Regions from separate parts of the Homo sapiens genome. Here region 1 is linked to region 2. A link is a loop called in an ENCODE intact Hi-C map of the cell type or tissue named here. Cell type or tissue: Caco-2. All regions are shown on one strand. Each heading gives the region's core, and the rest is flanking DNA. Links, peaks and the distances in the headings are about the cores only. Region 1 has its middle 6.2 kb from the start of MSMB. Region 2 has its middle 60 kb from the start of MSMB.

What was found. Peaks named below come from ENCODE experiments on the same cell type or tissue, not always from the same donor. Only the 100,000 strongest peaks of a DNase experiment are listed, where the experiment ranks them.
Region 1: it touches region 2 in a loop (2.3-fold over the local background); 2 of 110 quality-filtered maps call a loop at or near these places.

What each region holds. Positions count from the first base shown.
Region 1 is chr10:46,049,120-46,055,884 of GRCh38, reverse strand. No RefSeq gene overlaps it. Among named protein-coding and RNA genes, the nearest start is that of MSMB, 6.2 kb to the right of the region's middle. RefSeq lists enhancers at 1,645-2,469, 3,202-3,496 and a silencer at 3,202-3,496. In Caco-2, for the core only: no CTCF peak of the experiment used is centred there; a DNase peak (open chromatin) is centred at 3,244.
Region 2 is chr10:46,102,880-46,109,644 of GRCh38, reverse strand. It overlaps the pseudogene AGAP7P. Among named protein-coding and RNA genes, the nearest start is that of MSMB, 60 kb to the right of the region's middle. In Caco-2, for the core only: no CTCF peak of the experiment used is centred there; a DNase peak (open chromatin) is centred at 2,814; H3K4me3 peaks cover 1,450 bases; H3K27me3 peaks cover 377 bases.

The DNA of each region.
Region 1 (6,765 bases), core at 1,221-6,220, 54 kb after region 2:
AATAGCACCGTTTGTCTCTCACATATGTGATCTGGAAGCCCCCTGCCTGCTTCACATTGTCCTGCCTTTCCAGACTGAACCAGTGTTCATTTTACATATGTTGAGTGATGGCTCATGTCTCCCTAAAAGGTATAAAACCAAGCTGTGCTCTGACTACCTTGGGCACATGTTGTCAGAACCTCCTGAGGGTGTGTCACGGTAGCATATCCTCAACCTTGGCGACTTGGTGCTAACGCTGTACTAAATTACCAGGCTGGTTAACATCTATTGGAATTTCTTGGTGCCAAAGGCTGTGGGAGACCTGAACACATTGTCAAGGGAGGAGGAAGGGGAAGGAGAAGGGCTGTGGGATCTCCCGCATGAAAGGCCCCATGCTGGTGGTAGCCCCCACCTGCTGCTCTGGGGCTCAAAGGTGCTTAGATCTCTTCACTTGAGTGCAGATGCTGCCAGCCCTTTGGGCAGGTGTGTGAGGGAGGCAGCCCTGGCTGTAAAGAGAGCAGGGGCTTGGCTGGGCGTGGTGGCTCACGCCTGTAATCCCAGCACTTTGGGAGGCCGAGGTGGCAGATCATTTGAGGTCAGGAGTTTGTGACCAGCCTGGCCAACATGGTGAAACCCCATCTCTACTAAAAAAAAAATACAGAAATTAGCTGGGCATGGTGGCATGTACCTGTAATCCCAGCTACGCAGGAGGCTGAGGCAGGAGAATCACTTGAACCCAGGAGGCGGAGGTTGCAGTGAGCTGAGATAGCGCCACTGCACTCCAGCCCGGGCGACAGCGCGAGACTCCATCTCAAAAAAAAAAAAAAAAAAAAAAAAAAGAGAGTACTGGCTTTTGGGTCATTAGGACTATTATATAACTGAATTGTGTCAGGCCTCTGAGCTGAAGCTCAGCTATTATAACCCCTGTGACCTGCACATATATGTCCAGATGGCCTGCAGGAACCAAGAAGTCTGGAGCAGCCAAAAAACCCACAAAGTAAAACAGCCAGTTCCTGCCTTAACTGAGTAACCAAAATTACAACATTTTACCATTGTGACTTGTCCCTGCCCTACCTTAGCTGATCAACCAACTTTGTGACATTCTTCTTCTGGACAATGAGTCTTATGATCTCCCCACTATGTACCTTGTGACCCCCTCCTCTGCTAACAATAGATAACCACGTTTTACTGTAACTTTCCATTACCTACCCAACTCCTATAAAGCAATCCCTTCCCCATCTCCCTTTGCTGACTCTTTTCGGACTCAGCCCACCTGCACCCAAGTGAATTAAAAGTTTTATTCCTCATACAAAGCCTGTTTGGTGGTTTCTTCACATGGACGTGCTTGACAAATTGGGGTCGGCTTGCCCAGTGCAGTTAAGTCCAGATATCCACACTGAAGTTGCAGCACTAGAAAGGAAGGTGTTTATTCACAGAGCCCTGAGCAAGGGGGACCAGGCAGCGCATGCTCAAAACCTGAACTCTCTGATGGCTGGCAGATGTGAACCCTGAAAATCTGAGACAAGTGTCAATTTAGAAAGTTTATTTTGCCAAGGTTGAGGACATGCCCCCGTGACACACCCTCAGGAGGTTCTGACGACATGTGCCCAAGGTGGTCAGAGCACAGCTTGGTTTTATACCTTTTAGGGAGACATGAGCCATCAATCAACATATGTAAAATGAACATTGGTTTGGTCTGGAAAGGCAGGACAACTTGAAGCAGGCAGTGGGCTTCCAGATCACAGATAGGTGAGAGACAAACGGTTGCATTCTTTTGAGTTTCTGATTAGCCTTTCCAAAGGAGGCAATCAGATATGCATTTATCTCAGTGAGCAGAGGGATGACTTTGAATAGAATGCGAGGCAGATTTGCCCTAAGCAGTTCCCAGCTTGAATTTTCTCTTTAACTTAGTGATTTGGGAGGGCCAACATAGTTTCCTTTCACACAGGTAAGGGTTTTTAAAGGCGGGGTAAATTTTCAGGAAAGCAGCAGAAGTTAGATAAAATTGTAAATCAGTACATGAAGGGTACACATTGGTTTGGCCTAAAAAAGGTGAGATATCTTGAAGCAGGGGCTTACAGGTCATAGGTGGATTCAGAGATTCTTTGATTTGTAGTTGGTTCAGGAGGCGATGCCTTGCCTGAAAATTCAGGGTTAACAGAAAAGAATATTAGCTTTAGCTCATGGGTGTGGCTTTCAGGAGCCTCCGGAAGAAATTTAGAATGAAAGAAGGTGGTCAGAGTGCAGTCCTCAGCTCCCTCTATCTGAGGTCTGCAGGCCAGCAGATCCGTTTGGTGGGGGTCCACATGGAGGTCCAGGTTTCTGAATGACAAACTCAAGGACGTGTGTTAAGATGTTATCTTTAGTTCCTAAAACTAAACATCTCCGGACTCTAACTTCCTTGGCTATTGTTTTGGGCTACTATTACCTTCCTGCCTAACAAGTTACTTACTTACTTCTCAGGGCTAGCTGGATGCCTGAAATTTCCCTTGAAGGCACTCAAGATTTTCCTTTATTTCCATGCTTGATGGTGGCGTTCGGGGTGGTGGCACAGGTCCCTGCTTCATCTCAGGCCTGGGTTTAAATTCTCACTCTTTCTCACCATCTGAAAACCCTGAATAGTTGTTTCCATCCTGAAACCTCAATGCCCCACTGGTAAAGTGGGCGAGAGAAGGCCTGTTTTGTTGTGTTGCTGGGAAATCCCTGAGGTAATGCATGTGTGGACATGAGAGGCTCCAGCTCCCTTCCCACCTCTCAGCCCTCCACCCTGGGGTGGTTCTGGAAGGCACTGCTCATGGTAAGGACAGAAGGTTGCTGGCTGGCGTTCTTCTGTCTGATTCAGTGGCTGCATTTACTTAGCATGTGCTCTATGAGGAGAATAAGGGCCTGTGATGCTGGTATAGATCAGTTCAGATATACTGGTGGGTACGTGGCTGCTGCCCAACACTCCTGAGTGCCCCCACTCAGCATGTTGGATCCTGGCCCCTCCAGACCTCAACATCATCCAGAAACAGAAGGAATAGAGCCTCGCACAGTAGGGTCCCCCAGACTGACTTCTGGCAGCTGAACTGAAGGGTCAGTGGTTGAGCCATACTGGTTGTTCAACACTTTGAATACCACATCCAGAAAGAAAATACAAGCTCCCTGTCACGGTAGCCTCCTTGTGACTGTGTTACATTCAACACAAGACAAACATCAGCTTCACAAAAGGGAGCAGTCTCTGGGACAATCCATTGAAAGCGTGAGAGGCAGGTAGTTCCTGGGTTCTGTGCATAGTTGCTTTAAGCTGTAAACACACAATCCTTGACCAAATACCCTTTAATCCACTTGACAAACAAGAAGCTTCCGGGCCTCCAAGGGGATGCCCAAGTCTCCCTTTTCTCTGGGACAAAACCTGGTTTTGTTTCTTAGGTTTCTCAGCGGCTAATCTGGAACATGTTTGCTTTTGCCCCGTTTCTTTGTCCCAGTGTTTTTTCTGCTGTTTTCACACCTCTCTGGATAAGCTTTCCAAGTTCCTTACAGAAAACCAGAAAGATTATTCACCAGCAGTCTTCCTGGTCCCTGGCTTGTCAGCCTCAATGCATTCCAGTGCACTCTTGTGACACTGTATCCAGAGTAGCTGTGGCTCACAGCATTTACAGTGTTCTTTCTCGCTATTCTATTAGTGGCTTCCTTTTCCAACCCAGTTCTTTGCCTGGATATCCAGGATCTCTATCCCACCGTCACCCTCACTCCATATAGGGGGTTCATCCTACAGCATTTCTGTTGCTGTAAAAAGACCCTCTACTGCATCCTTTGGCATGGAGAATTTGTCTTATTGTATTTTTGAAGCAAGAGATTATGCAGAAATGAATCCATGGGTGGGGGCAGAGTCTGTCTTTCTGGTTTCTGCAGAGTGAAAACTCTCATAATGTCTGTCCTAGACTAAGCCCCGCAGTCCAGAAGCTGGTCCACCTCTGGACTTAACACTTGAGCTGAAAACGTCTCTTTTTGCCCATGCTCATTTTAGTTCGGTTTCCAACAGAACAGAATCCTGACGAATACCAAAACGGGTCCTGCCACAGGGTATCACAAAGATTGGGCTCTACAAAGTAAAATTGCCAGGGTATAAGTGGACCCTCAGGGAGGCTGGCTTATGCCAGGCTGGGAATTGGGCAGTCCTCGAACACTGAACACTTTTCCATCTGTCCCTTCATGCCTGCTTGTCTTGGGGAGGCTGGCTTTTATGGAGGGGTCCCTGGGAAGGAATGGGGGCCGATGGGGAGGGGAATGGGATCCGTATTGCGTATTTGGGGTGAGGAAGGGACCCAGAGGGAAAGTGGAAAGAACAGGAGCCGGTGGAGGGCAATGTGCAGGGTAGGGGTGGGGGTGCAGTTTTCACCTCTGGTCTCTGTGAGATACGAAATAAGATTGTGTTCTGCGTATGAAGTAGGCAGTTGGGTGAGAGGTTTAAGAGAAGAGATCATGGTTTGGAAAGGCTCTAGAGCACGATGGGAGAGGAAGTGGATGAGAGATAAGTCATCAGCTTGAAGACTGGTAAGGGGAGACCCCACCGATCCTGGTGTTAAATCAAGTTTAGCCTAAAGCCTTCTCCTTACATATTTTAAATTCACCCTAATGGTTTCTCTGTACATAGTGAACTGTAAGCTAACTGCACGTGTAAACAGGCTGTCACCTACTCTCGTACCAAGTAGCCGAGTCTCAGTTAATCACAGCAGCCAGACTTCAACCACTCACAGGCGGCCAGCTGTTGAAACTGGACTCAAATAAGCCAAGCACCATGCCATCACCAATCCGTCTGTTTCTGTACCTCACTTCCAGTTTCTGTACATCACTTTCCTTTTTCTGTCCATAAATCTTTGACTATGAGGCAGTGCAGGAGTCTCTCTGAACTTATTTTTGCCTGGGGGCTGCCTGATTCACACAAATGGTTCTTTGCTCAATCAAACTCTGTTAAATTTAATTTGTCTAACGTTCTTTTAACACTGGGAATGATGGCAGGGCACGGTGGCCCATGCTTGTAATCCCAGCACTTTGGGAGACCAAGGCAGGCAGATCACTTGAGGTCAGGCGTTCAAGACCAACCTGGGCAATGGTGAAACCCTGTCTCTACTAAAAATACAAAAATTAGCCAGGCATGGTGGTGCATGCCTATAGCCCCAGCTACTGGGAAGGCTGAAGCACAAGAATCGCTTGTGCCCGGGAGGTGGAGGTTGCAGTGAGCTGAGATTGCAGCACTGCACTCCATCCTGGGCGACAGAGCAAGACTCTGTCTCAGAAAAAAACAAAAAACAAAACAAAACAAAAAACCCTGGAAATGAATGGCAGCTCCTGCCACAGCATCAGCCCAAGGGCTGTGTGACTCCATGGATCTTGAGGTGTTCTTTGGGGCTTGTAGTGCTGACCCACAGGTGGGGATAGTGTGGCTGTAGTCAGTTAAAGTTTAAAATCTCTACATGTCAAAACATATCATTTGAGAGGTAAAAATATAAATGAGGAAAATTTCTCATTCCTTAGTTCTAACTCCAGAATGGGTGTGCTGACCATGAAAAAAATCAGGGAAATATTTTAACATGTGTGACACTTGAAGATTAATATCTTTAATATTAGAAGCCTTAACTAATCCAGAAGAAAAATATAAATAACCCAAACAGAAAAATAGCTAAAGGACATGAGTGAACAGGGTACTCACAAAAGAAGAAAAACAATTGGTCAATACATATACAAAAAAAGGTCTAGGCTGTGCACGGTGGCTCACGCCTGTAATCCCAGCACTTTGGAAGCCCGAGGGGGGCAGATCACGAGGTCAGGAGATCAAGACCATCCTGACTAACATGGTGAAACCCCGTCTCTATTAAAAATACAAAAAATTAGCCGGGTGTGATGGAGGGTGCCTGTAGTTCCAGCTACTCGGGAGGCTGAGGCAGGAGAAGGGCGTGAACCTGGAAGGTGGAGCTTGTACTGAGCTGAAATTGCACCATTGCACTGCAGCCTGGGAGACAGAGCGAGACTCCGTCTCAAAAAAAAAAAAAAAAAAAAAAAAAAAGGTCTAATCTTGCCAATTAGCAAAGAAAAATAAATTAAGACAAAGCATTTCCCACATATCATAGTAACAGGTGATAATCTAAGAGAATTATAATTTTCTTTTACCCAGAAATTCTACCTTTGTGATTTTTTTTTTTTTTGAGATGGAGTTTCGCTCTTGTTGCCCAGGTTGGAGTGCAATGGCGTGATCTCAGCTCACAGCAACCTTCGTCTCCCGGTTTCAAGTGATTCTCCTGCCTCACCCTCCGGAGTAGCTGGGATTACAGGCATGCTCCACCACGCCCGGCTAATTTTGTATTTTTAGTAGAGACGGGGTTTCTCCATGTTGGTCAGGCTGGTCTCGAACTCGTGACCTCACGTGATCCACCCACCTCGTCCTTCCAAAGTGCTGGGATTACAGGTGCGAGCCACCTCACCCGGCCTCTATGAATTTATCTTAAAGAAATTAGTATAAGTGTGGGAAATTTTTATCTGAAGGACCTGGATTTCAACAGCGTTTCTTTTTTTTTTTTTTGAGACAGAGTCTCGCTCTCTCGCCCAGGCTGGAGTGCAGTGGCGCGATCTCCGCTCACTGCAAGCTCCGCCTTCCGGGTTCACGCCATTCTCCTGCGTCAGCCTTCCGAGTAGCTGGGACTACAGGCGCCCGCCATGACGCCCGGCTAATTTTTTTGTATTTTTAGTAGAGACGGGGTTTCACCATGTTAGCCAGGATGGTCTCGATCTCCTGACCTCGTGATCCGC
Region 2 (6,765 bases), core at 780-5,779:
ACGACAGGTCAGTATGTTCCCCATGGGGCGCCTCTACTGTCTGCCACCACCTGTGCCTCTGCTCACAGCTTTGGCCACGCACTCCCGCTGTCCTAGGCCGAGGCTATGCTGCACTTGCAGAGATGGTCTTCCCGCTCCTCGCCTGCCTACCTCACAGCGAGGCCCCGGGCACCAGCCCTGGCCCCGGCCCCGGCTAGGGCTGCGGGCCAAGGCCCGCACCCTGCTGCCTCCCCTGAGTTGACTTGTCTGGGAGGGTGAAGACCAGCCGGCTTATTTAATAGGTTGTGAACCCAACAAGCGCTGAGAGACACAACAACTGCCTGAAGAGAGAACAGACGGAGCTCCTCCTCCTTCTGTAGTCACCTACAGACTGAAGCCCACTGGCCCCAGGTGGGAGCCCAGGCATGTGGCACACAATGCTCCACCCCACACTTCACAATGCCCTCCCCGACACCTCACAGTGCCCCACCCTGCCTGCCACCCCTCCCCAACAGCTCAGAATGCCCCTGCCTTGGCTGCCCCACCCTGTGGCTTATGATGCTGCTGCTCTCCTGGCCCCTCGTGCAGTGCCAGTGGGACTAAGGTTTTCATTCATCACCAGCTTCCTGAGATTTTAGTCCTAAGAAAAGCAAAGGGTAGTTCATTCCTCGAAGCCAGCTTCCTCTATGAGTTCTATACAAAGCCTCAGTAGAGTGGGTCCCATTAGCAACCAAGTTGAACAACTTTTATTTGCTGACTGAATATAGATACACCTGAATTGTTGACTGCTTTTGTAACTAAACACTCCTCTCCTGTCTTCCAACGAGTGGTCATTTTTGTCCGCAACTTGACCACAGCAATCCCTGGGGCCCTAGCTCTACTCTCAATAAAGAGTTATGGCTGTGTGTTTTGAATGACACCTTAGGACCCATCCTGCCTCCACCTCCTTCTCCATAAAATAGAAACCTAACTTGCCCCTCCAAGCTCTGAAATGCTGAAACTTACCAACTCCCTTTTCTCCCCGCTATTTCTTCCTTCCGTGGCAGGGACTTTCAGGTTTTCTTTCTTTTACTAACAAGGCACTAAGCATGATTTTCTCATACAAAATCGAGAGCCATAAAGTGGCTTACCACAGTCCTATTTCAATAAAGATGAATACTCGACATCTGGCAAGTAGTGTGTGCCTGACAGTGTCCCCACTGTGCTATGCTCATTTAACCCTCAGAAACAATCTCATGTTACAGATTTTGCAGAAGTTGTTGAGACGGAGAAGGTAAGTAACCTCCCCAAGGTCACATGACTGCTAAGGGTGGGGCCATAGTTTGATCCCAGGTAGTCTGAATTCCCCAATTGCTTAAGCATGATTATCAGAAAGTATAGCAATATGGCGTTGTTTGCCAACGGGCAATGAGTACTGCTGTTGCTCCCTGTTCTATGTCCTGGCCATCTTCAGCCATGTCCATGGCCGACTCTAAATCCGCATAGCAGGGCCCCTTGAAGCACTGCTGGATCTGCCCTCTGCTTTCACTGGCCCTGCTTCTGCACAGTCTCAGGCATCTGAGTGGGTGATGGGATTGCATCCATCCCTATGAGGGTCCAGCTCGCTCTGTAGCCCAAGCTGGAGTGCAATGGCGCGATCTCCGCTCACTGCAAGCTCCGCCTCCTGGGTTCACGCCATTCTCCTCCTTCAGCTTCCTGAGTAGCTGGGACTACAGGCGCCCGCCACCATGCCCAGCTAATTTTTTTGTGTGTTTTTAGTAGAGACGGGGTTTCACAGTGTTAGCGAGGATGGTATCTATCTCCTGACCTCGTGATCCGCCCGCCTCGGCCTCCCAAAGCCGAGGATTACAAGCGTGAGCCACCGCGCCTGGCCTAGAATTATTGTTATAAAATGTCTCATGTCACTCTCAGGAGTAATTAGGCAACTTCATTTCCGTACATCAGTGGCATGGGCAACTACATATTTTAGAAATTTACTGTTATTTTCTTATTTCCAGGCTTCCTCAAATGTTTCAGGTTCAAAGCCCTGGCCTCCCACTGTCTTCCCACAACCCAGCTCTGTATCCTGCCCCCTCCCTCCCCTGCACCTGGCATTGCACAGAAGGTGTGAGTGTCCCTTAAATGCTTCTGCGAGGCTTAGCTTACTCCTGCAATGTCTGTGCCTATTAGTAAAAGGCAAAAGGTCAAGGAAAGAATGCAATCAAGCTGTGATTCTAAAACCAGATGTTTTCTTTCAGGTAACTCTGAAAAGTCAGAGATTCATAATTTGATCATCTATGTATTTTCCCCCAGAAAAGGCACTGAACAGGTTACATGTCCAGATCTTTGGATATAATCTATTGGAGAAAGGATCTGGGTCTGATGCATGGTTCTTACCCTAGCAGCCAGCCCAAGAAGATAATGGAGCAATATGTCATGAACGGAGGGATGGGTGGATGAAGAGAACCGCGGCCCAACATGTCTCTCTAGGAGAAAAATAAATCAAAGGGAGAATTCTTGCTTGCAAAAAATGAGCGGAGGATAGGGAGAGAGAAAAAGACAGTGAGAGAGGGAAAAGAGACAAGACAGAGAAATAGCCAATAAAGCAGACACACACAAAAAAGGGAGAGATGAGAGGAGAAAGAAACGGGACGGGACAAGGAGACAAGAGGCAGAAAGGCAGGGGACAGGAACAGGAATGGGACTCAGAGAGGACCTGGGAGAATGCGGGAGGAAGCTGGCGACAGAGGGAAGGGAAGGACCCAACAGCCAAAGTCAGGACTCAAGAGCGCTACTGTGGGGAAAGGCAGTGGAAATGAGATGGGCCCCGCTGCCCGCGCCCGCTTGCTCTCGGTCTTGGTCTTGGCCGACCTGAGGGCGCTTCTCTCCCAGGCTGTCAGGCGGCGCGCAGGGAGGAGGTGCAGACGCGGCCGCCACCGCCAAGCGCCCAGCGCGCGGCTCTGAACTTGGCGCCAGAGCCCTGAGGACACCAGGCCCCGCCTTCCTGGCCGCACACGCCTTCCGGGCAGGGCTTGTGGGTGGGCGGCCCCGGCGCGGGAGGGTGCCGGGGCCGGAGAACCCGCAACCCGGTAGAAAGCCTGTGATCAGCTGGGCAGCCCAGTCCTCCCCGGGCTCAGCTCGGCAGACAGCCCTCTGATGGCTCGGACTGGGCCGGGCGCCGGCGCCTGCGGGAGGGCGAGGGCGTCCTTTGAAGGCGGCTCCAGCTCTCGCCGCCGCCCTCTGGCTCTAGGCTCCCCTACCTCTCGCTCCTGGGCCCTGGGGGCCGCGGCGATGCGCCCCGTGCCTGTGGCTCCCTCTTCGCGGACGACCCCCGTGGCCTCCCAGCCCTCCCTCCCCGCGCGACCTGGCGGCCCCGCTAGCGGCACCTCCCCAGCGCCCAAGTAGCCCAGATCCTCCAGGAGCGCCCCGCCGCCTCCGCTCTCCTGGCCCCCGCTCCCCTGGCCCCAGCTGTGACCGCGCAGCACTTTGCCAGGAAGGGGGGCTCCGCGACCCTTACAACACAGAGGTGTCTGGGGGCTTAACTGCCCCTGGAGGGTGGGAGGGGGCCAGGGCAGAAGGGCCGTGGTCTGGACGGAATGACTGTGGGGTGGGTGGAGACTGCGCTGGGACTCGGAGGACCTGGGGTTTCCCCTGCAGTGGGGGAGTGAGGGTAGATGGGATAGAGTCTCAGGTAATCGCAGTTCTTGGTGCTGTTGCAGGCAAGTGTGCATGGGTCACATTGCTTGAGCGTAGGGTGCAAAGCAGCTTCGTTTGGAGAAGGGAGAATTCTTCAAGTACTGAAAGGAAAACCACCCTGAGTCCCTGCTCCCTCATTGATTAATTCCGTCACTCAGTGGGTGTTCTGACGTGGTAGGGGTGAGTGGGTGCGCGGAGATACCGTGAGGAAGCGCTGAGTTTCTCTCCAAGGCTTTGGAGGGTCTGTTGCAAAGATGAGATCCTCAAGGACAAACATAAGTCTGAGGAGGGGAAGCTGGGTTCAGAACATACATCAAACCTTAGAGATGGTCCTGTTACAGGAAAGAGGTCCCCATCTAAACCCCAAGAGAGGGTTCTTGGATCTCACGCAAGAAATAATTCAGGGCGAGTCTGCAGTGCAAAGCAAAAGCAAGTTTATTAAGAAAGTCAAGTGGTCAGAGTGCAGCTACTCCATAGACAGAGTGGGACGTTCCCGAAAGTAAGAGGAGTAAAGCCCCCATCCTAGGTACAACGCTTGTGTAGATGGGGAGATGTGCTCTGCAAAAGAGTTTGTGATAAAGGATTCATTTTCTTAATTACTGTATTTTGCAAGCATCAATATTATCTTTAAAGCAAAATTAGGAATGCCTTTGTTCTCCAGATATCTTGATATCTGGACACTCCCAAGTCTGGGTCTGTTTAGTAAACATTATTAATTTGTTCCCTTAACTGTGAACATCTAGAGGCGAGGAATGCCTAGCTTTCTGAGAACGCAGCCCAGCAAGTCCCCTCCTCATTTTCCTAGCCCTCACTCAAAATGGAGTCGCTCTGGTTTGACTGCCTCTCACAGTCCTGAAGCAAAACTTTTCTTTTATGGAAGAGAGAACATTGAGGAATAGAGAGAGACATCAAATCCGAAATGCAGAACATCAGAGACAAAGAAAACAATTTGAAAGTCACCAAACTCAAAACACAGATTACCCAGGAAAGACTGGTGGTGAAACCAATGATAAAGTTGCCACAGCCACCAGTGATATGTCCTTGGGTGCCTCAAAAATAGAATTCTGTATCTATCTGGAATATAAATCAAGTGTGAGCACAAAATGAAGGTATTGTCAGATGTGCAAAGTGTGAGTTTACAACCTGTACAACCTTGATGAAAGGATAAGAATGTATTTCAGAAAGAAGGAAACAACTCATAAGAGTGGAGTTCAACAAACAATGGTGAGCAAAGAAGCTGGGAACACGCTGATTAAGGTGAGTGGCTAGATACAGAAAATAATGACCATCACCAATATGGGGAGTTTTCTGAAAATGAAAGAATAATTTCAGAGGGGAGACCAGTTCCAGGAAAGTTTATCCAAGCAGATGGGGAGACCTTGAGCCATCTGAGGAGTCTGAGATTTCCTAGGCATGGGCCTGTCTTCATATCCCTGCTGGCCTCTGGCTAGAAGAAGCCTGTGAGGGGTGTGGTCTTTCCGTGAATGTGGTGGCCCATTGTGGTGGTAGAGAATGGATTCCCAAAACACTCCCTTCTCCCAGTCATACTCCCCACAGTCACAGATCTGATTGGTGCAGTTTCGTGCTCCCCACAATGTACTTAACTTGCCATTTAAAGTCAGAATTTGTCTGCTAAAAAAAAAGAAAAAGAAAAAAAAATGCAATCCAGCACCGTGGCTCATGCCTGTAATTCCATAGCTCTGGGAGGCAGATGCGGGAGGATTGCTTGAGGCCAGTCTGTGCAACATAGCAAGAACCTTTCTCTCAAAAAAAAAAAACACAAAAAACAAAATTAGCTGGGTGTGGTGGTGCACACCTATAGTCCTAGTTACTGGACTGTGGGAGGCAGGAGCCTAGAAGTTCCAGGTTATAGTGAGCTATCAGTGCACCACTGCACTCTAGCTTGGGCAACAGAGTGAGACCCTGACTCTTAAAAAAAAAAAATTGGCTGGGCACGGTGGGATCACGCCTGTAATCCCAGGACTTTGGGAAGCCAAGGTAGGCGGATCATTCAAGGTCAGGAGTTCGAGACCAGCCTGGCCAACATGGTGAATCCCCATCTCTACCAAAAAAATACAAAAACTAACCGGATGTGGTGGTGCGCACCTGTAGTCTCAGGTAGTGTTGGTGTGCACCTGTAGTCTCAGGTACTCGGGAGGCTGAGGCACGAGAATGTCTTGAACCCAGGAAGCAGAGGTTGCAGTAAGCCAAGATCGCACCACTGCCCTCCAGCCTGGGCAACAGAGTGAGACCATGTCTCAAAAAAAAAAAAAAAAAAAAAAAGCAGCAATAAAAACTGGCTATATACTTTCAAAAAGAGACATATCTAATACATAAGGACATAAAAAAGTTTAACATAAAAGGATGGGAAAAGATAACGGAGATATGGCCGGGATGCTGGGGAAACCAAAAGGAAGTGGGAGTCTTCAGCACAGAGAAAGTGTGACCAGGGGTTAAGAGGATCAGTTCCTAATCAGCTGCATTTTCCAGGAAGCCATAACAATTCTAAACTTGCATGCACCTAATAAAATAAAACAAAAAAACATAAACTATAAACTGAACAACTTTATAACAAGGCATGCTAATAAATGTTCAAATTCCTAGAAAAATATGTCATATGAATTGACAGAAATAGAAACACTAAATAAGTGTTAGGGCCGGGCATGGTGGCTCATGGCTGTAATCCCAGCACTTTGGGATCCAAGGCAGGCTGATCACTTGAGATCAGGAGTTCAAGACCAGCCTGGGCAACATGGTGAAACCCTGTCTCTACTAAAAATACAAAAATTAACCAGGCCTGGTGGCACGCCCCTGTAATCTCAGCTACTCTGGAGGCTGAGGCAGGAGAATCGCTTGAGCCTGGGAAGCAGAGGTTGCAGTAAGCCAAGACCATGCCACTGCACTCCAGCCTGGGCGACAAAGTGAGTCTCCATCTCAAAAATAATAATAATAATAATAATCATCATCATCATCATCAATAAATAAGTGTTAGTCTGCTCTGGGTGTCATAAGAAAATACCACAGGCTGGGGGACTTAAACAATAAAAATTTATTTGCTACCAATCCTGGAGGCTGAAAGTCTATGATCAAGGTGCCACCAGGATTGGTCTC